4 separate regions of the Mus musculus genome follow, and regions 2, 3 and 4 are each linked to region 1. Evidence: chromatin contacts called from ENCODE Hi-C data. All regions are on one chromosome and are shown on one strand. The core of a region is the stretch at or near the end of the contact, and the rest is flanking DNA. Distances in the headings are between cores, read along the strand shown.

What was found. Hi-C counts contacts between places; a loop is a spot of excess contacts on that map.
Region 2: a loop to region 1 is called in a map of T-helper 1 cell, with 3 times the contacts of the local background. The contact joins the promoter of Slc35f6 here to the promoter of Drc1 in region 1. A Hi-C loop is called at or near these places in 3 of 37 maps with a recorded cell type or tissue (T-helper 1 cell, T-helper 17 cell and regulatory T cell).
Region 3: a map of T-helper 17 cell shows a loop between it and region 1 (4-fold over the local background). The contact joins the enhancer-like site here to the promoter of Drc1 in region 1. A Hi-C loop is called at or near these places in 2 of 37 maps with a recorded cell type or tissue (T-helper 17 cell and T-helper 2 cell).
Region 4: a map of T-helper 17 cell shows a loop between it and region 1 (2.8-fold over the local background). The contact joins the enhancer-like site here to the promoter of Drc1 in region 1. A Hi-C loop is called at or near these places in 2 of 37 maps with a recorded cell type or tissue (T-helper 17 cell and T-helper 2 cell).

The regions. Positions count from the first base shown.
Region 1 is chr5:30,276,572-30,283,246 of GRCm38, forward strand. Drc1 (dynein regulatory complex subunit 1) reads left to right here and starts at 4,822. Exons shown (of 17, transcript NM_001033460.4): 1 at 4,822-5,035. The coding sequence starts at 4,881.
Region 2 is chr5:30,644,620-30,651,128 of GRCm38, forward strand. It overlaps Slc35f6 (solute carrier family 35, member F6), which reads left to right and starts at 3,320. Exons shown (of 6, transcript NM_175675.3): 1 at 3,320-3,479. The coding sequence starts at 3,403. Mir5625 (microRNA 5625) reads left to right here and starts at 3,317; the gene lies at 3,317-3,396.
Region 3 is chr5:30,599,314-30,605,353 of GRCm38, forward strand. All of the region lies in intron 1 of Kcnk3 (potassium channel, subfamily K, member 3), which reads left to right. Among named protein-coding and RNA genes, the nearest start is that of Gm9899, 14 kb to the left of the region's middle. Within about 2 kb of position 2,126, at least 1 of the 3 ENCODE cell types and tissues checked has a DNase peak (open chromatin) inside an H3K27ac peak, as active enhancers do.
Region 4 is chr5:30,623,466-30,630,086 of GRCm38, forward strand. It overlaps Kcnk3 (potassium channel, subfamily K, member 3), which reads left to right. Exons shown (of 2, transcript NM_010608.2): 2 at 1-1,805. Among named protein-coding and RNA genes, the nearest start is that of Mir5625, 21 kb to the right of the region's middle. Within about 2 kb of position 5,171, at least 1 of the 3 ENCODE cell types and tissues checked has a DNase peak (open chromatin) inside an H3K27ac peak, as active enhancers do.

The sequences.
Region 1 (6,675 bases), core at 3,572-6,071:
GTGACCCAGATTAGAGGTGTGCCTCAAGATCTGGGTCAAAAGCTTGAGTCTTCCAGCCTGAAGATCTGGGTCACAGGTGTGCCCTCCATTTCTTACTCCCCAAAGTTTATTTAATCCACCCCTTGTCAACATGACACAAATCATATCTCATGTCCAAATAAAAACAACCAGGTCATAATATCACCTAACATAGTTAACTATTCCTCATTTAACCACACATACATTGTAAATTTAGAGTAGGTGGCAATGTCCCTTGGAGACAATGTCCCTTTTAGTGTCTCAAACTTAAATATGATAATCATTGACATTCTCTTAACTGGTGCTAAAGAAATTGAAAAAATCTGTTCAAATACATTTTTTTGACAAAATCCAAACAGGAGAATCTTTGTTTCTGCAACTGGTCATGTGGCCTCAGATGGTATTTCTAACTTCCTTTCTGTATTTCCTTTACCCTCTGCAAGCACCTCAGAGGGCCTTGGCTCTTTTCTTGGAGAAGTGGCCCATCTCTTCATTCCTGATGAGTCTGTGCCCTTTGTCATCCTGCCTGGATTAGGCTGTGGTAGTTTCTCATGGACTTTAATCACAGGACAGTGTAGTACCAAGAGACACCTTAAGGGATCTCCTGCACTTCAGACACAATCCTTCTAACCTCAGCTGTGGAAAGGCAATCCAATTTCCCAATGGCAATTTGGATCTATCATCCCTCCAAACACTGTTATTCCTTTCTTAGCCTGCTGGTTTAAGATCATTAAAAGCCCAGAGGGACCAGGGGGAAGTTCAATGGAATGCTTGTTGTGACTCCTGGAAGGAACACTCTTCCCTCTGAAACCAAAACTTCTAGGTCATCCGAACATAAGGTTGTGGGGAAAGGAAGCAAAAACTGTCCTAGTGTGTCACTAAGGGTGATAGTGGAACTATACCCTTCTCTGCCCTTGATTCCTGTACCTGTGGGTCCTGGCTATGGGAGAAGCCACACCATATTATCAGACACTGATTCAAATCATGTACTGCCTTCTGGAGAACCCCGTCTCAGACCTCCAGGCTGCTGCCACCTAATTGGAGCTACAACTGAGTCTTCAAAAAGCCATTCTACCTTTCTATCAGACCAGATGCTTCAGGATGGTGAGGAACATGGTAAGACCAGTGGATTCCATGACTGTGAGCCCACTGTTGCATTTATCTGGCTGTGAAATGAGTTCCTTGGTCAAAAGCAATACTGTGTGGAATACCATGATGATGGATAAGGCATTCTGTGAGTCCACGGATGGTGGTTCTGGCAGAAGCAGTATATACAGGACAGGCAAACCCCTAACTAGAATAAAGATCTACTCCAGTAAGGACAACATATCCTTTCCACAGGGAAAATGGTCCAACGTAGTCAACCTGCCACCAGGTTGCTGGCTGGTCACCCTGGGGAATGGTGCTGTTGGTCTCTTCTGTTGGCAGATGTGGCCTTCAGCAGTAGCTCTAGCCAGGTCAGCCTTGGTGAGTGGAAGTCCATGTTGCTGAGCTCATGCCTAACTTCCATCTCTGCCACTATGGCCCCTTTGTCTATGTGCCCATTGGGCAGTGACAGGAACGTCTAGGGAGAGGCTGACTCTCCACAGAACAGAACATCCTATCTAATTGACTACTGAACTTCTCGACTGAAGTCACCTTTTAATGAGTGTTTACATGGGGCACAAATATTGTTGCCTGTTTGGATAGATTAGGCCACATACTTCTTACCCAGATGTCTTTCTCACCGATTTTTCCAATTGTGATCTTTCCAAGTCCCTGACCATCCAGCCAATCCATTGGCTACAGCCCATGAGTCAATGAACAATCTTACATCTGGCCATTTCTTCCAAACTGTAGTCCATGTGCACTGCCTTAATTTCTGCCCACTATGAAGATCCCCCTTTAACAGTGTCTTTCAGGGTTGTCCCAGAAAGGGCTATAATGCTGTAGCTGTCCAGGTCTGGGTGGTACCCGCATAATGTACCCAACCATCAGTAAACTTGGTCCTAGTCTTTTCTCCCTCAATCATTGGAAATGCTCCATAAGGCTATAGGTGCATGCTTGGCAGCAGGTAGCATTGTAACAGGAGTAGAAACCATAGGCATTTGGGCAACTTCTTCATGTAACTTGCTTGTGCCTTCAGGACCTGCTTGGGCCTGAGTATATACAACTTCCATTTGATAATAGAATGCTGCTGTGCACATCTGATTTTATGATTTGGGGTGTCTAATAACACACAGCTCGTGATAGGCAGTTTAGATCACATGGTGGCTCATTGTCAAATGTTCAGTTTCCACTAAGCCCCAATAGCATGCCAAGAGCTGTTTTTCAAAGGAAGATGGTTGTAGAGCCTTGCTTCAAAATCCCAAAGGTCTCCTCTGTGATTCATCTATAGTGGCCTGCCAAAGGCTCCAAACAGCATCTCTATCTGCTACTGACACCTCAAGGTACCATCAGGTCTGTAGGATCATATGGTCCAAGTGGTAGAGCAGCCTGGACAGCAGCCTTGACCTGTTGAAGAGCCTTCTCCTGTCCAGGCCCCACACAAAGGTAGCAGCTTTCTGAATCACTTAGTAAATGGGCCTGAGTACCACACCCGAGTGAGGAATGTGCCGGCTCCAGAATCCAAATAAGCAGGCAACGTTTCTTGGGATTTCCCAGGACCAGTATTCAGGAAAGTCTGGTCATTTCCTTTCCCCCAGTGTACAGTTACCCTTATCAAAGGCTGTAGCTCCCTCTCAGGAAGAACTGGAGAAAGGCTAACAGCAAAACTTTTAGGGGTCTTCTCAAGGTCCTTCCTTAGAGGACCCTGGCTACCCCTTCATTCAAGGGGTTCTGGGTCTGCAAACTGGCTCAAGTCTGGAAATAGATGCACTGGCCGAGACTGCCTTTTGCCAGAATCCGATATAGCCTTTCTTTCATTTGTTTGAGATTTTTTTTTCTGATACAGATGAAATAAATGCAATAGGCTCATTATCTACTTCATGCCTGGAAACACCGTGATTAGCCAGTACCAAAGGTCTGTATGAGTCATGCCGTTATAAAATTTGTCTTGCCTGTGCTGACCATTATGAGTTACATCATTATGAACATTGTTTTGTCTAGGCTGCCCATATAACTGCAGTCATCTTGCTTCTGGTGATTCAGTGCTGCCACTGGCCCCTGCTACCTCAGTGCCCAGTTAATCCCATTGCCTTTCATCCATTCAGTTGAGCAGCAGCATCTGCAACCCTAAGGTCTGGCATAAGCAGAGACCACAAAGCCCTTCAGATGTGCTGGTGGCCCTCTCACCAGTTTGCATCTTATAGGATTTATGAAGGGTGTGTCTTCTGGGCTTTCCTATTATAGAGGATTAGGTTTTACACAGCAAACTCATTCTTTTTTTTTTTTTTTTTTTTTCGAGACAGGGTTTCTCTGTAGCCTTGGCTGTCCTGGAACTCACTTTGTAGGCCAGGCTGGCCTCGAACTCAGAAATCCGCCTGCCTCTGCCTCCTGAGTGCTGGGATTAAAGGCGTGTGCCACCACCCCCAGCAGCAAACTCATTCTTGCATTGCAACTTCCCTAAGCCATAAAACCCCTTCATCATCAAGGAATGTCTAGCATGTCTGAGTCCCTAAGTTCAGTCTCCAATGCTACAAAAATAAAACTGTCGAGTGGTTTGCATTAGGGATAGTGTCTTGAAATGTAGCCCTGCTTGGCCTAGAACTTTACAGTCTTCCTATCTCAGCCTCCCAGAGGGCTGATTGTGAACCACTATGTCTGCATGTCTGTGTGTATTATTATTATAAGGGTGGGTATTATTATTATTATTATTTTGGTATAGGGCTTTACATTTCTTATTTTAATTTAGTTTAGAAATGGAGTCTCATTGTGTTCCAGGATGACCTGGAACACAATCCTGAGTTCTGGGATTACAGGAGTGGTGTTTTTGTTTTGTTTTGTGTGTCCTGTCCAAGGTGCTCCAACGAACCAACTGGTGTAGGTAAACCCTTTACCATTGAGCCGTACCACAAGCCCACAGGCATAGTTTTAATTCTTAAAGAGAACATTAAAAAACAACAACAAAAAAAAAACCACTTTTTACACCTATGATTTTGTGTGCCCATATGCCACTGTGGCATGTGAAGGTCAAAGGACAATTTATCAGTACTGGTACTTTTTCCATAGTGTGGGCCTAAAGGATTGAACTCAGTTGGTCACTCTCCTTGGCCATAAACATTGACTGCTGAGCCTTCTCTCTGGCCCCAGGACATTATTTTGTTGACAAGGGGACACACGGTGCCTAAGGCATGATGTCCCCCCCCCCGCCCCCGCAGACTGCTGCTTTGAGAGAGCGGTGGTGTCCTGGGTTCTTCCCCGCCCCCCCCCCCCCAACCATTCTCCTGAACCCACCTCTTTTTCGGTCATGGCTACAGATGATGAGTGTACTTGAGTTCACACTTCCAAAACTGCAATGGGCTGAGGTGGTCTCCCACTCAGCTTAAGGAAAGGACGCCACTGTCTCTAGCTATATAATACAATGCTTTTCATGTTGCAGGTACTCAGTTATTTTGGAGCAAAGTGCCTTTTAGGAATATTCATTTGGTAAGGTGGATGATGAATTGGGCTTTTGAGTCAGAAAGAGATGCGGTGCGGTTTGTTCCATCTGCCTTCGTGGGGTCAAGTCAGCCCCTCCAAACCAACTTCAGGCAAGGGGAATCAAGTCCACATTTGGGATACAAATATACAACTCGTAGTGCCTGACAGAGAAGCTGGGCTGGAGCGCCGCGCGACAGCTAGCCAGAGATGGGTCAGGTGACTGCTTTCCCTTGGCAACGGCTTGTTCCTAGCAACCCGGCTGCTGGTCCAGGCGGAGCTGCCAGTGGGTGGGAGACGCCGCCATGAATCCCTCAGGAACCATTGGGGTCCTAGAGCAGAATGGGGAAGAACACTTAGCCACCCCGATTCTCGGACCCTCGGTGCATTCGGATAACCCGCAGGAGCGGATCCAGGCCCGGCGCCTGCGCATCGCTGCTCGTCAGGAAGCCCGAAGGCGGTGAGCTGGGTGGCCGGGTGGTGCGATGGGGAGCCCAGAGTGCCCTGCAGGGAGCTGGGGCCGGGCTGGGTGGGAGCTCCATGGTAAGGTGTGTGTGTGTGTGTGTGTGTGTGTGTGTGTGTGTGTGTGCGCGCGCGCGCCCTGGGTGTAAACAGAAAAACTTTTCTTCTAGAACATTCAAGCAGTGAGTTTTGGGACAGCTAGGGCTACATAATGAGACCCTGTCCCAATATTTGAAAATAAAAATAAAAAAGTTCTAGGTCAGATTTATTCCAGAGGCTAGAGTTTGTTGACGAGATGTAATGGACCGCGATCTGTGAAAGAGTCGGTTATCCCCATTCTACTGAGAATACCTTATCACAGCCAGTGAGCATATGTGATTGTGTGTTCCACACAGATATGAGCATCTTGATCCATTTTAAAATTAAAAAATAAAATAAAATAAAGCCAGGTTAGTGGCTTATGCCTTTAATCTCAGTACTGGAGTGGCAGAGGCAGGCAAATCTCTTTGAGATCAAGGCTAGCCTAGTCTACGTAGGAAGGCCTTGACACCTCAAAATAAAAATAAAATAAGAGTAAAAGCTTTCATTTCACTTAGTGGCCACACTCCCTGGGCCCAAGGCCATGTCGACGGATCTACTGTAGCAAAGGCGGGGTGGCTGCTTGCTTGTGCTTGCGGACATTGATGATCATTGTCTAGAATCCATCCAGGTACTGCAAGTGCCAGACCTGTGAATTAAGAGGGGATGTGATAGGAGCCACCACACTTGCATTCCCACCATGTTCCCTAGGCTTTGGTGTCTTTATTAGCTTAGGTAAAGTTTAAGGGACATCCACTAGTCACCAGACTTCATGTGACAGTTGTTCAACTTCTAAGTCGTTCATTCCACTTTTACTTTTGGTGGTCTACAGACCCAGCAGAAGTACAAGATGGAGGTCTGTGTGCCTCCATCCTAGTTGGGCAAGGCTGTGATCATGGTTAGCATCTCTTGTTGTCATGGTAACTCAGATCTGTTTTTAATTGTCCTAACACTGTCTGGGTATCCCCTTCCCTGACAGTTCCCTGATGACCTTCAATCCCCTTGGGGAAAGGCTAGGAGCCTCACTACATTATGTATTTGCATTGTGTTCTCTGTTCTTCCTCCTGGGATCCCTGCCACCTCTTTGGTTAGGAGGTTCTGGGATGAGAACTGGGGTTGGTTCAGGAACTGGGCAAGGCAGAAGCATCCTTAGTAAGCTTGTCTGTTGCTGCTGTTTGGCTAACAGATGAACTGGACTCTTATCTGCTCTTCTACTTGTCTCCAAGTGATGCCACATTTATCCATCTCCAAAGCTGTCCGAGGATCATGGTCTTGGTTGTTGCTGTGGTGTTTAACAAGGAGACTGGGGGGCTGGAGAGATGGCTCAGTGGTTAAGAACTCTGACTGCTCTTCTGAAGGCCCTGAGTTCAAATCACAGCAACCACATGGTGGCTCACAACCATCCGTAATGAGATCTGATGTGCTCTTTTGGTGTGTCTGAAGACAGCTATAGTGTGCTTACATATAATAATAAATAAACCTTAAAAACAAAACAAAAACAAAAACAAAAAAGCAGGCCAGGTGGTGGTGGCGCACGCCTTTAATCCTAGCACTTGGAAG
Region 2 (6,509 bases), core at 2,070-4,569, 370 kb after region 1:
GCAGGCATGCTAATTCCAGTTTTCATCTCCAAGGTCAATTCCAGCTGGTGGACAAGACCTGGAAACTCTCGGTAAGTCACTCCCTGGAATGAGCACTGTCTAACCACTCCAGGACATCCACATGGTCTTGCTGCAGAAAGTGGCACCTCCTCTCTTCCTGGAGCTATCCTTTTCTCCCTTCAAGTCCCTGCTTAAAACTTTCCTGAATCCCAGTTTCACAAGACTAAATAAAGCCTTTGCTCAATGGGCCACACTCATCTGTTAAACATTACTAATAAAAGAGTTGACAAATGTCAGTATGTATACCTAGGAGTTTAGAAGCCTTTCCCAAGAACCATCAGAAGAAGATCAAACACCCATTCACAGTGGTACACACTTACAATCCCAGCACTTGGGGTTACAGAAGGATCAGGAGTGTGTAGGAAAGCCAGCCTGGGGCTACAAGAGATCCTATCTTAAGGAAGGAGGAGGAGAAGGGAGGAGAGGTAGAGGAAGGGAATGCAGAGGAAGAGGAGAAAGTAATTTCCCACTTCTACATTTAGCTTCTTTGCCAATAAACTTTCTCTATTACAAAACTCATTGTGTTTAGTGTTTGGTATTTTTGGTGAAATGGGCTAGTTCACTTACAGGCTGCTATGACAACTGAGGCAGAGGTCAAGCTCTGGACACAGGCTTGAACACTAGATCTAACACAGCTCTGGTTGTCACTGTCATCACCTGGCTCCTGCCTCCCTGAGAAATCTATCCTTCCCTCCAGCATCCTTTGCCTCTTACAGGCCCTCATATGGCAGATGGTCAGTGTCCACCTCTCTCTTCCACCACATCCTGAACTTCTCTTTTTTAATTAATTAATTAATTAATTAATTAGATATTTTCTTTATTTACATTTCAAGTGTTATTCCGAAAGTTCCCTATACCCTCCCCCCACCCTGCTCCCCTACCCACCCACTCCCACTTCTTGGCCCTGGCATTCCCCTGTTCTGGGGCATATAAAGTTTGCAATACCAAGGGGCCTCTCTTCCCAGTGATGGCTGACTAGGCCATCTTCTGCTACTGCAGCTAGAAATATGAGTTCTGGAGGTACTGGTTAGTTCATATTGTTGTTCCACCTATAGGGTTGCAGACCCCTTCAGCTCCTTGGTTGCCTTCTCTAGCTTCTCCATTGGGGGACCTGTGTTCCATCTTATAGATGACTGTGAGCATCCACTTCTGTATTTGCCCGGCTCTGGCATAGCCTCATACGAGACAGCTATACCAGGATCCCTTCAGCAATATCTTTCTGGCATATGCAACAGTGTCTCATCCTGAACTTCTTGTCTGGTTACTCTGGGAGGGGTACTTGACTCTGGACCTTACACGTGGTAGGCTCTACGTGCTTTTTTGCCAATAAATCCTCCTGTGTACCAGACTTCAGAGACAGCTGTTTGATGAGTGCTTACAGCATGATATAATAAATTAGAATTCACTTTCTAATGTGACTCTAGAGACAAAGACTGCTCTGCTAGTGACATCATGTCGGGCTAGTGACACCAATGTCATTAGTAATGTTTATGTCAGGCAAGTATCCTTGGCCTGAACCTATGGGAAAATAGCCCAGAGTCCTACTGTAGTCGATAAGAACTGTCTCCCATGGGGAATAGGGGTGGGGAGGCCTGGCAGATGGTGTCCCTTTAGGACACAGTTGTGTTTCATCTAGTCTCCAATGTCTCAGGAAACAGTTTTGGATAAATTACTACTTCCTTTGAAATGACACAAAACTAAAAGCACTGTGGGGGACACATAGCTCAGAAGTCACCTCTTGGATCTTTTATCCCTGGTTTCACTGAAAAGAGCACACTCTCGTGAAGAAAAATTCTGGAATGTTCTGTAGGTCCAAGAGCTATCCAACACATAACCCTTCTTACATGAAAGATGTTTCCCTGTCTGTACGATAGCCTCCTATATTTTTGTTCAAGACCCTACTTATAATACATTCTCTACCTCATCTCCCAAAACAGATGTTACAGTCCCTTGAGTGTATACTATACATGTTTACAAGTTCAAGGCAACCAGGAAGAAGTGGTCAAAACACCCTTTTTTTCATACCTGCAGTAATAGGATCTTCAGAAACAGAGGGACTATGTATGGTGGGTCAAATGGCCATCAAGCGTGTTTGGGGGTTTTTGTTTTTACCTGTGGTAGGGCATGAGCTGCCAATCACATGGAACAGGAAGGTAGGCAGCTGGCAGCTGAGAACCCACTCCCCTAGGTTGTTCCCTGACCTCCACATGTACCACATATGCCTTGAAAGTGCCCTCCAATAACACACAAATAAATAAATTTATTTTTTAACAAACTGACAGCCAGTCATGAACTGGAGTCCATCTTGGAGTACACAGTGAGCTGGAAGACAGTCTGGCTTATATAACAAGATCCTGTCTCAAAAACTAATTAATTAAATGCTAGAAGTCCTCTACACACAAACCGAGGTCTGGTCTTTCTGTAGGGATGCTTCTAAACAATATTTATAGGGGTCCTCAGGGGTACGTGGGGAAGCTTAATGCAGGAACTATACAAAAGCCATGGTGTTTTATCTTCAAGTCCACACCCCCAACACACACATATATATAATACACTCATACACACACACACACACACACACACACACACACCACTGCTACTCATAAGCATAACCTTAATCCTTGGCTTCTGTGGTTTCATTTTTCATTTTATTTTAATTATTTGTTTACTTAGTTACTCAGTCTGGCCTCAGACTCCTTATATAGTGGAAACTGGCCTTCATTTTTCAAGTGCTAGGAATGCACACCCAGTTTGTGTTTTAGCTGTTAAACACCCTACTGGAAGCTACAACTCAACTCAAATGCTCCCTTTACTGAAAGATGTGAGCAATTCAACGGGCTGGGATCCCTAGGGACATTTCTCTCAGGACTCCAGTTCTCTGGAGATCCTGGAGAAAAGAGATTCCCACGCTGTAACTATTACCAACTGCCAGTCTCAACCTCTCAAAATTGTTTATAAAATGCTCTAAGATTGCCTAAGCATCTCTACATGACCCCGAGCGCCCATTTTACAAACCGGGAGGCCAAGAGGCTGGGAGCGTACGCTGCAGAAGTACAGGGCTCGCTCAGCATGCATGAGACACTAGCACTACAAAAAGAAAAGGAAGCCGAGCAATGGAAAAGAAAAGAAAATCTGGTAGCCTTGGCCCGGGACCCTGCACTCTGCTTCTCCAGCTCTCCTACCAAAGACCGGTGGCAGCTCCGGGGCGGGGCTAGCGGGCGTGGGGCGTGGGCCAGTGGGGTCATGTGACTCCCGGCCCGGAAGTTCTTGAGTAGGAGACTCCACATCCCGGGTGACCCGGGTTGGAGCTGCTGATTCAAGTGGTCTCTCGTGTCCACCACTATGGCCTGGACTAAGTACCAGTTGTTCCTGGCCGGGCTTATGCTGGTCACCGGCTCCATCAACACGCTTTCGGCAAAGTGAGTCTGGGTCAGACCGGGAGGGACCTGCTGGGCCGGTGGGTGCTGACACCCGGCGCCCTGTCCCCCACCCGTCCGCTACTCTCCAACCCCACCAGCCCTCCACATTACCGAGAGTTCAGTCGCGCTGGTGTGGACGAAGGGGTGAGAGGCCGGGAGAAAGCGGGCATTTGAAGGCCACTTTGATTCGCGGTCACTTCTATCTCTGAGCCTCAGTTCCTCATCTTTGAACCGAAGGGTTGGATCAGTTTCTCCCGGCGGCGCTCTGGCGCTGCGGTCAGAGACTGAGAGACTTCCAGCAGGAGGCTGGGGGCCTGCCTGGGAAGCACCGGTGCTCTTGGAGAGGCCGAGCTGAAGGGATGGGCAAGCCAGGAGGAGGTGGCCATAGGGTCATTCATGGGGAAAGAAAGGGAATAGACAACATCTTGATGCTTAGTTGGGGCTCTTATGTGGGTGGCAGAGGTTTGGAGGCAGGAAAGAGAAAGGCCAGCTCCAAGTTGCTTGTTCACAGCATCAAATGCCCAGCTGGACTTTTTCCCTCCATAATCAGAGGGCACACCACGTCGTTGAACGTGGGAGAACTGAAAAAAGAATCAGTGTGATAAACGCAGAGGTTTATGTGAGGCTGGGAACCACTCTGGCTCTGCTTACAGTGAGAACACCTAGCAGGTGCCATCAAGAGAGGCAGGTGATACAAACCAAAATGAAGCCACAAGGCTGACTGACCCAGAGGATCAAAAGAAAGTGTCTATCTGGAGAAAAGGCTCCTTAACCGAAACCAGAATGGTAGCTGGGTACTTGCACTCTGGTGTGTGGGAGTAAAGGTCTTCAGCTGGTTGGGAGCTAAGGCCCAGGCATCACAAAGCTGAGAAAGTTAATGTGGTCTCCTCCATTGTTGGCAGAAAGGCCTAGCTTTAACTTGACAGTTGTTTGTCAGTTTATCTGCCTCTGCCTCTGCCTCTGCCTCAGGGCAAGGCCTTTCTTTATCTATTTGCATCCAAAATCCTCAGTGTGCATCATCTGTCCTTTGTCCAGTGTGCGTGTGGGCAGCAGCGAACAATGCCCCTCTCCAAGTCTAGCCTCAGTTTCTTACTGGGCCTGGCTAGGAAAGAAAGTTGGTGTGGCGGCTCCCAGTGAAAGGCCTCCAGGCTTGTGCTCTGGCTTTCCTGGGCCTCTGTGCATTGAGAAGCTGGCTGTGAGCCTCGTGTAGCCATTTCATATTTACTTCTCAGGATTCTTGGATCTAACAACAAAGTCTGTCAACGCTGTGAAGTGCCCAGAAAAGACATGGGCACTCATCAGGGTGACTGTAAGGTACCTGCAGTGTGAGAGAGAAGAAGTGGCCGAGAGAAAGTCCCTGTGGAAGAGACACATGTGTGCACATGTGCCCCCTCCCTTCCCCTAAAGGAGGACACAATCTATGCAACCCAGAATAGGACCTATGCAGTTCTTGGGCTTTTCTCTGGGTGTCTTTCAATGAGATTCTCACACTAAACAAGGACTGCTCCTAATGTTGAGAGTGGCTAATGTCTGTCCAGGCTGCTGTCCCCAGGAAGAATCCAAATGGTCATTTACTGCTTAGATAAACCATGCTGACTCAGCCCTTCCTTTGAAAACCTCCAAACCGGTTAGGTAAGAAGCCAAGGAAGCCTCGGTCCCAGGAAGCCCCACCCTTTGAGGCTGCTGGAGAGTCAGGAGGACTCCGAAGTGTCTTAACCTTTGATCCTGTCCTTAGCCCATCACCTTTTGTGTGGCCTCTCAGGAGCCTCAGCCCCAAGTCCTGAGATGGGGCCCAGAGCTGGACTGTAAACATTGTTCTGGAGTAAACAGTGAGAAAGACACTCTGGGAGGAAGAACGTTGGTGGGAGCAACCACCTTACCAGGATGGTATTGGCATTGCTGGCCAGTGGTTTCCTCTAGGTACAGCCAGGGCAGCCAGTGCACAGCACCCAGGCCTACCAAGTTACAGGCCATCTACCTTGGCATTCTTTCACTTGATCTGGGGGAGGAAAGTAGATAGATGGGTTCATCATTCCTAGATGGGAAACTGAGGCACAGAAAGGTTTAGTCATGTGCAGCTCAGTTCCCAAGTGATGACTTCCCTCTGAGTCCAAGTGTTCCAACCCTAGAATCCATGCTCTAACCTCCAGTTAGGGCGGATACCACACCATTCATTTTGGAAGACTAGTTGGTTATCTATTTATCTTTTGAAACACTCTTTCACTGTTTAGTCCCTAGCTAAACAGTGAACCTTCCTGCCTTTACCTCCCAAGTAATGGGTTTGCAGCCATACACTACTAAGCCCATGGACATTTCCTTATTGTTATGAACAGAAATCATCCAGTCTGATCCCTACAATTTACAAAAGAAGTTGCTTTTTGTGGCTTGGCTTATTGATGTCAGGATTGGTACCCAGGCCTTGATGTCAGTCCCATCCTAGTCGTTAGGACAGCCCTGAAGTCCTGGCTCTGTGGATTTCCTATCTCTCCACTGTGTCTACAGTGGACAGTCCTATCAATGGCATCTTCTACTCCCACCCCTACCTTCAGGATACCCCCCCCATGGGACTAGACAGCAAGCCTCACCCAAGTCAGGGATTCCTGTCTGTCTTCCCACTTGCTCATCTTAAGAGTCTCTGGCAGACCTGGGCAGTTATCTCCCTTGTAAGGAGCTCATTGCTGATTCCCCAGATTCCCCAGGGAGACTGGCGACCTCAGATGAGGAAGCTCTCTTCTGCCCAGTCAGCCTGCCTTAGAAGACCACAGAGAGCTATCACATGCCCACAGGGAGGAAAGCCCACACTGTAGCCTTGAATAATCCTACACCGAGCAAGCAGGCTAAGGTCCCCTCCCTGGGAAGTTCTGCTTCTCCTTTCAGTGGCTGTTTCCTCATGCCCTCACCAGCCACTTCTGCTGACCTTGAGCCAGCATGTCTGCCTGATTCAGTGCCAATGGCCGGTCTCATTTCAGAGCCTCACTGTCCAGATGCAACTAAGGTTCTCCAGGAGAAGAACCAAAGTCACACAGATCC
Region 3 (6,040 bases), core at 876-3,375, 320 kb after region 1:
AGTCTCATGGGACAGCCTAAAGAGAGACATCAGTTCCCAGATGGGTCAGCCTCCTCCTTCAGGACAAAGCCTAGTCCCTTTTCCCCTTCAGAGAGGCTCTCTTGGCTATGAGAGTTTCAGGCAAGAGTCGGCCCCCTATCAGTTGCAACATATACTTCTGCTCTTGGGTGTTCAATAGAGATCTAAGAACTGACAGGCAGCCATCTTTCTCCCAGAGCCTGCCTCGGTCTCCAGTTATACACAGGGCTGCTCCTTGGGCAGTTACCATGGATTGGGTTCTTTGTATGTGCCACCTCATCTAGACCTTTTGGTTGCCCCAGGAGGAGGTGCTATCTAAACTTTATTTTACAGATGAGGCTCCTGAGGTCTGGGGAGGAAGGGTTCAGGGAACACACCCCAAGTGTCCTTGGTTGGCAAGTGGCCATGTTCTACACGCACAGGACTCGTTCGCACTGTATCTCTCCCAAGCCTCCCATCAGCCCCAGTTGTGGGCATCATTCCTCCTACTCCAGCAGCAGTGGGACCAGCCTTGACTCTGTAGTGAGTGATAGTGTGGCCAACACCAAGACCAGACCCTTTAATCTGACCCCTTCCCCAGGAGCTACCCTAGTTCTTGGAGCCAGAGCCATGGTGTTAGCCCCTAACCTGGGACTTCATTCATATTTTGTTCATGAGGTTTCATCATGATTTTGGTCACACTGTGGGTTGGATCTAGAACCAGTGTGAGCTAGGCAAATAGTCCACCATTGAACCATATTGTAAGCCTTCTTTCTGCTTTACCCTCAACCTGTGTTTTGATTTTGATTTTCAGACAGGGTTTCACTAGATTGCCCAGGCTAGCCTTGAACTCGCTCTGAAGCTCAGTCAGACTTTGAAGACAAGAAGATCCTCTTGCCTCATGTCCCTAAGTACCTGGGATGCACAGGTCTGTTAGGTGGGGCTTGGGCTTTAAGACTCTCAGGTAATGGGGAGAGTAGAGAGCTTCACAGGATCAGCATTCTTTCTCGGGGCAGCAGGGCAGCCCCACCAGTCACAGGAGTCACTTTGCTTTCTTGGTTTCCTTGGCATCTCAGAAACTCTGAAGGGGCTGAGGAGGAAACCCCGTGAGCTCAAAGGCAGTGCTTCTGGGGTGAGACGGGAGGCAGATGTTGGTGGATGGAGAAAGTCATGCTGAACCTCCCCCAGAGGATAAGAGGCAGTAAGGGGGCCTCAGAGGAGCCCCCCCCCCCCCGCCAGGGGCAGCATGTGTCTACCCCTTCACAGTTATCGATCGCTCTTAGCCTGGTCTAGAACAAGCTCAGGGTAGGGATTCAGCACAGCATAGGCCCAATCAGCAGAGAACGAATGGCTGGCCCTCTGAGTCAATGGACTTCCCACTGTAAGGGTCAGCAGAAGCCCAGAGTCTGGAGCAGGAGCCCCTCTATGGTCCTCCTTCAGGCCAGGCCAGAGAGAAGGTATCCAGAACTCGAGTGTAAGCCTCCTTCCCTCAGCTCAGTGTCCTCAGAGTCCCAAGCAATCATACCTCTGCTGTCTTCTTGTCCCTGTAGGGTTACTCAGTGGGCACGCAGGCAGGTGTGTCTCCTCTGTGAACTATGGGGAAGATTTTAGCTTAGGGCAGCTGAGCGAAGGAGGAGGAGGAGGAGGAGGAGGAGGAGGAGGAGGAGGAGGAAGAGGAGGAGGAGGAGGAGGAAGAAGAAGAAGAAGAAGAAGAAGAAGAAGAAGAAGAAGAAAGAGAGAGAGAGAGAGAGAGAGAGAGAGAGAGAGAGAGAGAAAGAAAGAAAGAAAGAAAGAAAGAAAGAAGAAAGAAGGGACACATGGGATAAGATCATCTCAAATGACAGAAGGGACTTTGAGAGTGACAGTGGTCCCCTCCACTGTGTCTCTGCTTCTTGCTGGCTGTAATACTTGGAGCAAGTCCCAAGTGACCCTAGCTTTGCCTATGAAGTCTAAGGCTGGGAGACGTTCAAGAGTCTCAGAGTTCAGTCAGTCTCTGCTGGACCTACCTGGCCTCCCTTCCCAGCATCCTCCAGGGAAGAACCCAGCCCAGGATTAAGATCTTGTCCTTACTTCACCTCATGGTGCCCAGGCCCTGGGAGGACTTCCTCTGCAGCCACTTCCAAGAGTTCTCCACAGGACCTCCAAGTTACCCCTTCTGGAAAGAGACTGATTCTAGCTGTGACCAATATCCAGCTTATCAGCACAGAGAGGCCACTGCCCCAGCCCGTGGGACCACTGGAATGCAGGCGCCTCCCGGTGGAAAAGGAAGGGGAAGCCCCAGGCTGTCATCTCCTATGGAAGCCTTGACACTGAGCTCAGGAGACAGTAGAGTGCCAGGTGCCTGCTGACCGCAATCAGTGCCTTCTGAGCAGGTAGCCAGGAAGAAAGCTGCAGATAGAGTCTTCTCAGCCACTGACAACCCAGGGTGTACACTGATAGCCAGTTCTGCCATTTAGACCCTGGGATGACTCTGAGGTTTCCAAGGCCCTGGGAACTAACATTGTGTGTGTGACAGGCTATCCTGCACAACCCACCCAGAGAGCCCAGCCCCTTGAGCCCTCCCCATGGTTTACAATGTCAGGATGCTTGTGAGGCACGTGGGGACCTGTGGAGCTGACTCTAATGCTCACTCCACCTTGTGCAAGGGAGAGATGGGAGTGACTGACTCGGACTTTACTGAGGAATAAAGACTCAGATGGGCATGAGGTACAGCATTCTAGAACTCTCCCGGGTCCTTGAAAGTCCTAGAGATGTGGTAACACACCCTTCCCTCCTGCAGATGGGGAACAGGAGGAGATGGGGTGCACAGAGCCAGGCGCCCTGACTCTTCCCACTCAGCCCATACTCCACACACTCATTTCTCCAACCATCTGGTGGCTGCAAGCATCTTCCATGCATCGGGAGCTGTCCTGGACCCCAGAGACCCATCTAGGGAAAAGTAGCCCCTGCTCTCCCAGTATCTGCTTTTTAGGGGAATCGAAGAAACTAAGTCGCGTTGTGATAAAGAAGTGTAATCTTGCCCTGGAGAGAGGGCTCAGCGGGGAAGGGTGATTGCCACAGAGTCTGATGACCCACCTTGCCCTGGAGAGATGGCTCGTCGGGGAAGGGTAATTGCCACAGAGCCTGATGACCCTCCTCACCTACATGCTAGAAGGAATGAGTCAACTCCTACAAGTTGTCCTTCGAACCTCTACACGCAAATCATGATATGCATGTCTGTGAACACATGCATGTGTGGTCACATATGCATACACACACATATTACATGTATGTGTGTGAAAAGTAAATAAAGTTTTTTAAAAATATAAAAATTCTACAAAACCATTCTGTCCAAGAGAGAAGGCAGGTTTCACCAGCTACACACCTGCTACACACCCACTACACACCTGCTACACAGCCACTACACACCCGCTACACACCAGTTACACATCAGCTACAGTCCATAACCCACAAGGAGAGCTGTGCTTGGACCAGATGATGCCATAGGAGGCGATGGTCACATGCCGATTGAGGCTGTTTGGAAAGCAGAGGAGATGGGAAAGATGCCTGTGTTGGGGAAAGGGAGCAGGCTCTGGGAGTTGGAGGGAAATGGGAAAAGTGTGTCTGGTCCTGGGCCTTTGACTTCAGTGACCAATGGAGGCTAAGCACTTACCCGATGCAAAATGACACTATAGAGGAGCAGGTTTTGTGAGAAAGCTTCAAGGCTGCTGTTGGGGGCATCCTGACTAACTGTGAGACAATCTTGTGAAGGTGAGCCTGCCACTAGAGGAGAAATCAAAGCTAAGACAGAGACTCGGGAAACAGACATAATATTGAGAGCCAGATGCCGTGCAAGACCAGCTGGGAACAGCACAGTGCCCAGCCTAACTGTGACAATGGGAGATGGAGCAGGAAAGGCCAGAGAGCGCAGGGTGAGCTGCTGCACATGCCTGGAATCTTCCAGCAGTGGGAGGTGGAGGCAGAAGGATTGAAACCTGGAGTCCATAGAGAGTCACTATCTTGGAGCCTCACAGGCTGGGTTATGGCTCAGTGCTAAAGAGCTCGCCCAGGGTGGGCAGAGCCCTGGCTGAGACTTAGGAAGGAAGGAGAGATGGACTTCAGAACAATGGTGGACTCCAAAGTGGGAGGAGCAGAGAGAGAGAGAGAGAGAGAGAGAGAGAGCAGTCAATCTTGCCCACAGCTGCTAGGAGACCACAAAGGGACAGCCAGGGGACATGTCACCATGGTGGTCAAAGGGACATATAAAATGTCATGCTCCACAGTTCCTTCTAGACACAAAGGAAAGGACGGGCTTGGGGGTGGGTGCTATTCTGTACCTGCAGGTCCTGAATTGGAACACGGGGTCATATTTGGAGAGGCAGGAGTCAGGTAGGGGAGAGCAGCAATGGCAGCCCTTCCTGTTTGCAGGCCAAAGCTTTGCAAAGCTCCCGCAGAGGCCCAGGGGTAGTGATCATTAGGTTCATTACGGTTCATTATGCAAATGATACCAAAGCCCAACAAGTTTATGGGTTGGGACACCCAGCCATGGGGAGCAGCTCAGCTTTTCCTACATAGCTCCTTCCTTTACAACCTGCCTGTTCTTAGCCCTCCCACCTCCCCGACATCCTCCCCCTCCTTCGACCCCTCCTGTCAGCTCCCAGGAGTCTAGACCTCTGCCTCCCCCTCTGAGAAAGGCAGGTTTTCTCTCTCTTTGATCCCTGCATGCATGCCATCTTTGGTCAGATGCATCCTCAACTGGGCCCCATATCTTTCCCCCACAGTCAGTGTAGGATGGCCTTCTACCCTATGCACAAGTTGTCAGGGGTGGGGCCGGGGCTGGAAGAATACCCAAGAGCCTTAGGGGATATCAGCCTTCGGGGCAGGAGTATGGGCCTGCCTTACTTGCCTAACTGAGACAGAGAGAGCCTGGGATTTAGTCTACTAACTCCAGCCTGGCACTGGGCATCCAAGGGTATCTCTGTGGGTAAATCAGGAGTGGACAGCCGGAAGGATCCTCTATCCTTCCTTGAGCAGGAAAATGAAACAGATATAAGGTGGTTATCAGAAATCCTGACTAGAGAGTCACTGGCAAGGCCAGCCGCTTTACTATGTCTGTCACTACCATGTCTGTCTGTCACTACCACGCCCACCTCAGAGAAAGGAGCAGATCAGCACACCAGAGCTCTTTCCATCTGAAAGTCACCGGTGTTGCCCAAAGACTGCGTGTCCTCACTGCCCTAACCCTGGGTGCCAGGTTTGGGCACATCCTCACTGCTGATCTGACCTCTGAAATAACGGACATCGTTCACAGTCTCCTGAAAGGGACTTAACCCTCCAGGAGTGTGTGTCTGTCTGTGTGTCTGTCTCTGTGTGTCTGTGTTCTATCCCAGGCTGCTCCCTGGTTCACAAACCAAAAGACATGAGCAGAGAGGACCCAGCATCCAAACACCACAGAGGCCCAGCTCACTCCCTGAAGCCCTGACAGGGGGCTGCAGTAGTAATTAGCTGCTCACACATCCCCAGGGTTATTTTTAAGCCTCGTTCTTCCCGGGTTTATTTTTAAAGTAACATTGGCACGTGGCTGGCCGGCTGCCCTTCCCAGGTGCCTGTGCCAATTTGGGCCAGGAATGGAGCCAGGCAAGATGAGACCCTTCCCCTAGAGTCTCCCGCTGAGAGCTAGGGTTACCTGACCTCTCTCTGGATGGTTTCTGTTATACTAAAATCTAGACTCTAGCCCAGGGCAGACCCTGGGAAGTCTCCATGCCAGGCACAGTGTGACCTTGACCAAGCCACATCACCATCAGAGCCCAGCCTCCTCAGCTCTCAGTAGAACGAGCGATAGTGACACATGCCTTGCTCGTTGTCACAACACTCAAGAGTGAGCCACAAACAGGCAGGGGATTCGGTGACTAATTCCCAAGTCACTCTCCCACTAGAGCCCTCTCAGGAGTGTGCTCTTGGTCACCCCTGTCACCCACCTGCTCGGAGACCTTTCTTCTCATTTCCCATTGCCAGACACTTGGAGACAGTATAAGAGAGAGCACAGCTCCACCATCTACTTGCT
Region 4 (6,621 bases), core at 3,921-6,420, 350 kb after region 1:
GGCTATGCAGTTATGGAAGAAAAAAAAAAAAAAGGAAACCCCAGCAGCCCCTAAAGCTAGTCCCCAGAGGGCAAGATAAAAAAGAAAGAAAGAAAAAAAAAAAAAAGAAGAAGAAAAAAAAAGGGCAGGCCACAGATGTTAGAGCAGAGTGTGTGCAGAAACTGTGGCTTCCACCTCTGCGGGGTGGACATCTGTAGGTGAGCCACCTGGAGTCTGGGAACATTCTCAGGGGCTCCTGAGAGACTCCAGCCTTCAGGACTGCCCTTGGAATCTAAAACATGGACTCCCCTTTGCTGTCCCTGGCTGCAGCTGCTCATTCACTCGTCCATAGGTTGTTTTTTTTTGTTTGTTTGTTTTTTTGTTTTTTGTTTTTTTGTCCCAGAAACCCTGTGCCACCTCCGTATTCATTTGAGTGTAATAACACTCTAGTTAAGTCACCTGGGCAGTTCTTATGGCCATTTTTCAGAAGAGGAAAACAGGTAAAAAAAAAAAAATTTTTTTTTTTACTTGCCCGGGGTGTCTTGAAGGGGAACAGCCTGCCGGCTTGTTCCCAGCCCAAGTGCTCTTTCTTCAGGCTCAGCCTGCCCTCAGAAGCGAAGCCCCTGCAGGCAACACCCCAGCTTTGTGTAGGCAGCTGGGGTTTAAACCAGAATCAAAAGCCCCAGCCTGAGCCACTGCCAGGGCTCTGCCTCTGGTACTCTTTAGCCCAGAGACTGAGGCTCTAAATGGACCCTTGTCTCTGTTCACAAGCAGGGAAGTCCTTGGGACCAAGGTAAGAAGGACTGAGTCTCATGGACTACAAGCCAGCAGTTGGCACTCTTGAGAGTTCAGGGACTGGGCAGAGCAGCCCAGACAGCTGACAGGTATATCCTGGGACGTTTTCCCTGGCCTAGAAGCCAGGATAAATGCATCCTAAGTTGCTAGAGTAACTTCCACTGCAGCCAGGAACACCCCTCTGGAGGGAAGGAGGTATTGGGCCTGCTATGCCTTCTACCTCCTCTACCTGCAACCCAGTGGAGGGTGGCTTGCTACTGGGGACAAGCTGGAGGTGGAAACCAGGACAACAGAAGGGTATGTGTGGGGCTATGGGTATAGCCCCAAGTTTTATTCCCAGTACCATGAAAAGGGAAACCTTTCCCCTGCAGAGCTGCCTTCTGCTCACTGTTCCCAGGCCTAGCTCCATACTGCTGAGTAAGGCCAATGTGACCATTTGGGGAGGTAGAGAGAGAGCCCCACCATGTCCTCCAGGTCCTGGGAAATCCTTAGGTGGAAGGAATCTGGCCTGTGTGTATCCCATGTCCGTGTGGAGGAGCTGGCCCCTGTGTCAAGGGGGAATGGAACCCAGCAGCTGGAGAGGTGCTGTCTGTGTTTATGTTGGGCTGGAGGCAGTGCTGGCTGCCTCTGTCCTGTGTGTGACCCTGCCCTCGAGGGGTCAAGTCCCGTCAGATCCGAGGGAGCCACAACCAAAGTTACAGAGAGGGTGGGGAAGGCAGCAGAGTGGCCCTAGGGTCTAAGCATGGGGGACTGCTGGTCTCCTGTAGGGTCTTTGCCTAGGGAACTAGAAGGCCACTGTCACTTCCTGTCTCACCCCCTCCCATGCAGGCAGCCTTTCTGCTTCCCCAATGCCTTATGCCTGGGCACACTGCCACAGAATATGCAATATGTGTGGGTGACATCCCCACACCCACCCGGGCAGCCCCTAAGTCCCCAGGCTGTGGCTGCCCTGGCCCCCTTTTCAGCAGCTCCTGCCCATCTGTCTTCACACTGAGAATGGCGCCTAATAAATGCTGTCCATGGAGACCAGGCTCTGGTTCCCGCTCCTCTGTCATTAGTCATTCACCCTGTCACCCTGTCACCCTGTCCCACCACTCACCTAGTGCGTTCCCCTGGGGCTTCTCAGACTGCTTTGGGTGCAGGTTTCTTGTGTAGAAACCTGGGAGTGAAGCCTGGCTTCACTTAGGATTTTCTCAAAAGATCCAGAGCTCAGAAGATTCCGTCTTCCTGGAACAGACTGTGAGAACAGGACCTTAGAAATGACTGGGCCCTTTCCTCCCTCTGTACACAAGTAAACGAGGCCAACGAGGGCAAGTAACTTGCCCTGAGTCACACAGCCATGAATGGCAACCTAGGTAGGATAAGAAGCAAAGCTGGTGACTCCCCACTTTGTCTCCTCAGCTGACTGCAGAGTCAAACAGGACATGCCCCAGCCTCCAGGGGTGACCTCAGCTCCTCCCTGACCCCAGTAGCCTGATGGACACAACACACACACACACACTAATATCACTTTCAAAGATGGGCACATCACAAATACCTTTTCTTAGGGTGTGCTACTCATGGTCTAGAGTAGCACATGCTTGGGGATGGACCCTAGAGCCCAAGACAGATATATAGAAAGCAGATGCACTGTGCCCAGTTGGTACCAACACCTGACTCAACTAGCCAAGGGTATCCAGGCTTCCCTAAGCATGAACCATAGTAATACCTTTGGCACCAAAATCTGTCTGCACGCCATGACTCACAACCACCCTACCACATTCAGGGTGTGCATATCCGTTCTATTCCTTGTTTTAAATGCCACCTGGGACCTATTTGGTTGATTCCCTTTACTCACAGATAAAGACATGCTAGAGAAACAAGGACCTGGGCTAGAGACACATTCCCTTAATCTTTCCTTCTATCTACTTAGACCAACTAGAGAGATAGGACATATTTGTGGAGAGGTTCTGGGTTCAAAGAAAACCTGTGCCCTTTCCAGGACACACCAGCCTCCCTGGGATGAATCTCTAGGCATCCCTTGAAGTAACAGCAGGCAGGTTCTATGGCATGTTTCTTGGTAATCTACTGGCCTCTGTTTGGGCACAGTAAAAACCTGGCTCATCCACTCCTAAGACTACTTCGTCTTAATCAAAGCCCAAAGGTTTGCTGCTCAGCTCTATGAGATACAGCGTCAGCAGAGGTGAGTCCTTCTGGAGGTCAGTGGTGTCCAGCACATGGTCACTTGGACTTTCCTAAGCAGTGCTTTGCGGGACACAAACATGGCTCTTGCCCTACTTTCAACATCGCCCTGGACAAAGTATCACAAACAGATGTTGCAGGGATTCCTAGAGGGGGCCTGCACCCCAGTCCCACCCAGAGCTACCCAGAGCTCAGCACTAACACAGGATCTTCGTGTCCAGACACTGTCAGTGCCCCCCCCACATGCCCCCAACCTCCTCACCTCTGAGGCTGCCTGAACTGAAAGACACAGGAAAATGGACGTTGAAAGCCTGCAGAGGAGAGGGAACGGGAGCAAATGTCTGAAGTTCCCACCAGCACTGGGATTTGGGTGAGAGTCAATGGGAATAAGCTTCCTGGGAGCCAAGAGAAAAGAGGGATGCAATGGCAGCTCCTCTCTAAGCAAGCCAGTGGCCGCTCATAGGGGAGGTGCTAAGTTGGGCTTGGTGACTCATGCCTGCAATCTCCAATTCAGAAGGCTAAGGCAGGGAGATTGGCATGAGTTTGAGGCCAGCCTGCATATAGCCTGTCTCAAAACACCAAGAAGGAAGAGAAGGGTAGTCCTTGCTCTAATGAATTTGGAAGAAGGATGCACACATCACCACTGTCTGAACTCCACAAAACTCTAAGCTTAGTAAAAGTTTTTAGAAGACCTGCAGCGAAACCACTGCTCGTTTTGAGTAACACTCAAACTCATTCCATACCAGATCCTCTGTTGGCCTGATACTTCCCAGACTTCCCAGGGCACACTTGGGGACCTCCTCGGCTGTCACAATATCACTGATAGGGAAGTAGGTCTTATCCTTCCCTCTTATCCCCAACTAGGGTCTGTGGATGTAGCTCAGTTGGTAGAGTACTTGCCTAGCATGCACAAAGCCAATGCTTGATCTCTAGCACTGCCTAAAGGCGTCACATGCCTATAATCCCAGCACTTGGGAGATAAAGGTAGAAGGATCAGAAGTTCAAGGTCATCCTGGGCTACATAGCAAGTTCAAGGTCATCCTGGGTTACATAAAGTTCTCAATAAATGAATGAATTAATAAACAAACAGGTAAATATAAACTTTAATAATTGGTAAGTCATCTGTAACTGGCAGCTCTAACAACATGAAATACACACTAGCAAAGCTCATTATGTACCAAAAAAAAAAAAGGTTCAGAGCAGCCAGCCCACTGGTCTAACAGCAGGCAGGGAGTTGATAGCAAAGCTGAACATGGAACCAGGGCTAATGTTGGTGGATGAAGCTCGTGCCCTCACTCATCATATTGCTCACTGCCTGGCAGTGGTCACTGTCATTAGAAAAGGTCTGGCCATTGAAGAGTATGAGACCAAGGCTCCCTCTCCTCCACAGCCTAACAAGCCCAGCCTTGGGTGGACTCAGTGTCCCCCTGTGGCTGAAGCAACTGCCCTCCAGCTTCTCCCCCCACCCTTGCCAAAGGACATCGAGAAATAGACGTATGTGAAGCAGGTGCCCAGATCGGAGGACCAGCGCCCACCTTTCAGAGAAAAGGAACTGGATTCACAGAAAAGAAATGATAGATCCAAGCTCATGAAACAAGATACTGGCACAGCCAGGGTTAGTAGCCACAGAACCTGGCTTGTCAACATGTACACACCCAATTCACACACACACACACACACACACACACACACACACACACACACACACACATACATATTCAGACACACAGACTCTCATGCACATACACACAAGAGTGTGTAATTCACACACACATATTCAGACACATAGACTCACATGCACACATGCACACAAGAGCATGCACAAGCTCAGAACCCTGGCCCCTCTGCTCTGACTTTGGAGGAAAGTTCTAATCCTGGAGTTGAGTCACTTTTATGCTGGAAATTTACATCACATCTGGACAAACTAGAAGACTCACATCCCCTTGTCTCCCAGCTGCATAGAGGACTCATAGATGGGATTCTGATGGTACTGGTCTCTTTGATCCCCTCTAGTCAGTGATGCACACACCTGGAGAGTCTACATCAACAGCATTTGACCACAAGGACAACACTGTAAGTTAGGCAAGAATTGACACCCTCATCAGAAAGATAAAGGTCTTGCCTTGTGACCAAGGTCACAGAACTCAGTATCAGAGGCACTGAGCAGAGCCTAAAGTGTCTCCTTAGTGGCTGCTGTGCTGGGCCAGAACAGCAGTCAGGTCCTAAGGGATCTGAGACAGCCAGTGCCCTGTTGTTTACAGCTTTCTGGTGGCTGGACAAGGTCCCAAGCTTAAGGAGGATCCAGGTGGACACAGTTCCAAGAATTCATTGGCAAATAGGGACAGAGTGTAAGGGACTCTTCACGTACTTCACCCTGTCCGTGAAATGTCCAGCCAACAATCTCTGCCCTCAGCAGGAGGGAACAAAAATCACACCTCTGACCCTACATTCATTGGCCACCTCTACACGTCTTCATCTACCACAGTTCTTGCTCCCAGGAATAGGGTACCTGTACACAGGCCATACACAGTCATGGAATGCTGTGATCTCATTCCGGGATCAGACTGAAGTCCCAGAAGTCCTGAGATTTGAACTCTCCAACATCAGGGCTGAGAGACTTTGGGCCAATAGACTGTGAGGATCCAACCCTGGAGAGCAGAACTGTCCCAGGGTAGAGAGTCTGCCAGGCCCTCTGGCCTCGCTCTGGGCTTTACCCACTCTTTAAGTGAAGAGTTCTGCCTTGCCTTAATTTGAGGAACAACAAAGCTTTAGGCATTTACCTGCTGGGGGCCCTGTGTAAAGATGTCTTCTGGCCCTTCTCAAAGATGGAAGAGGATGTGCCTTCTAGGACCTGGGACTGAGCTCAGCCCTCCCATGAACCACAACCTTGCTGCTTAGCCCTTCCCAAGCAAGAATCTGCTGAACAGCCCAGCCCACAGGACCCCATGCTCTGAGTGACTCCATCTCCCACTATGTGTTAACTCTAAGGACCATCATGTCTTCCTTCCACTGAGACAACAGCTGTGTTTTGAGGCTGTCACTGGACAGCAGATGCTTTCATCCAAACAAGTCAAAGTGGCTCTCCACAGGGACAGGAACCTCCAGGCTTTCTTGGGTCAAATACCCAGTTGTTTCTTTCCCTTTCCTGTAAGTATACACCTGGATGCCCCCATCAGCCTGACCCCTTTCTCAAGGACAGCTTTCTTGTTTCTCCTACCCAGGAGCTTGCTGTGCCACACAGACACTCATCCCCTCTTCTGCTTTGAAAGCCATTCCCATTAGGAACACAAGGCAAACATTCAGATGCTGCCTCCACTGACTTCACGGCCCACCAAGAGCTCATCATGAGGGTCATTGTGGCAGACTCAGTGGACTACCGAAGCAAGAGCCATTTCTGCAACCTTCTGCCTGATGACAGACTGCTGACATCTCTCAGAGGCTCCTCCTTCCCTGAACCCAGGCCCCTGCAGGGATTCAGCTGATCCCAGTGACCTCAACATTAGGTCCTGTCTCAGTTTGGGGCTCTTCAGGGATGGCTTCAGTGGGACTACTGGGAAAGGCCTTTTTCCTATAAGAAGGCATCAGAGGAATAGAAATATGCCCTATACTTTGACTAGACAGATCTGTGTACCCTTCAGAACTGTGGCAGCCATCTTGTGACCTTTA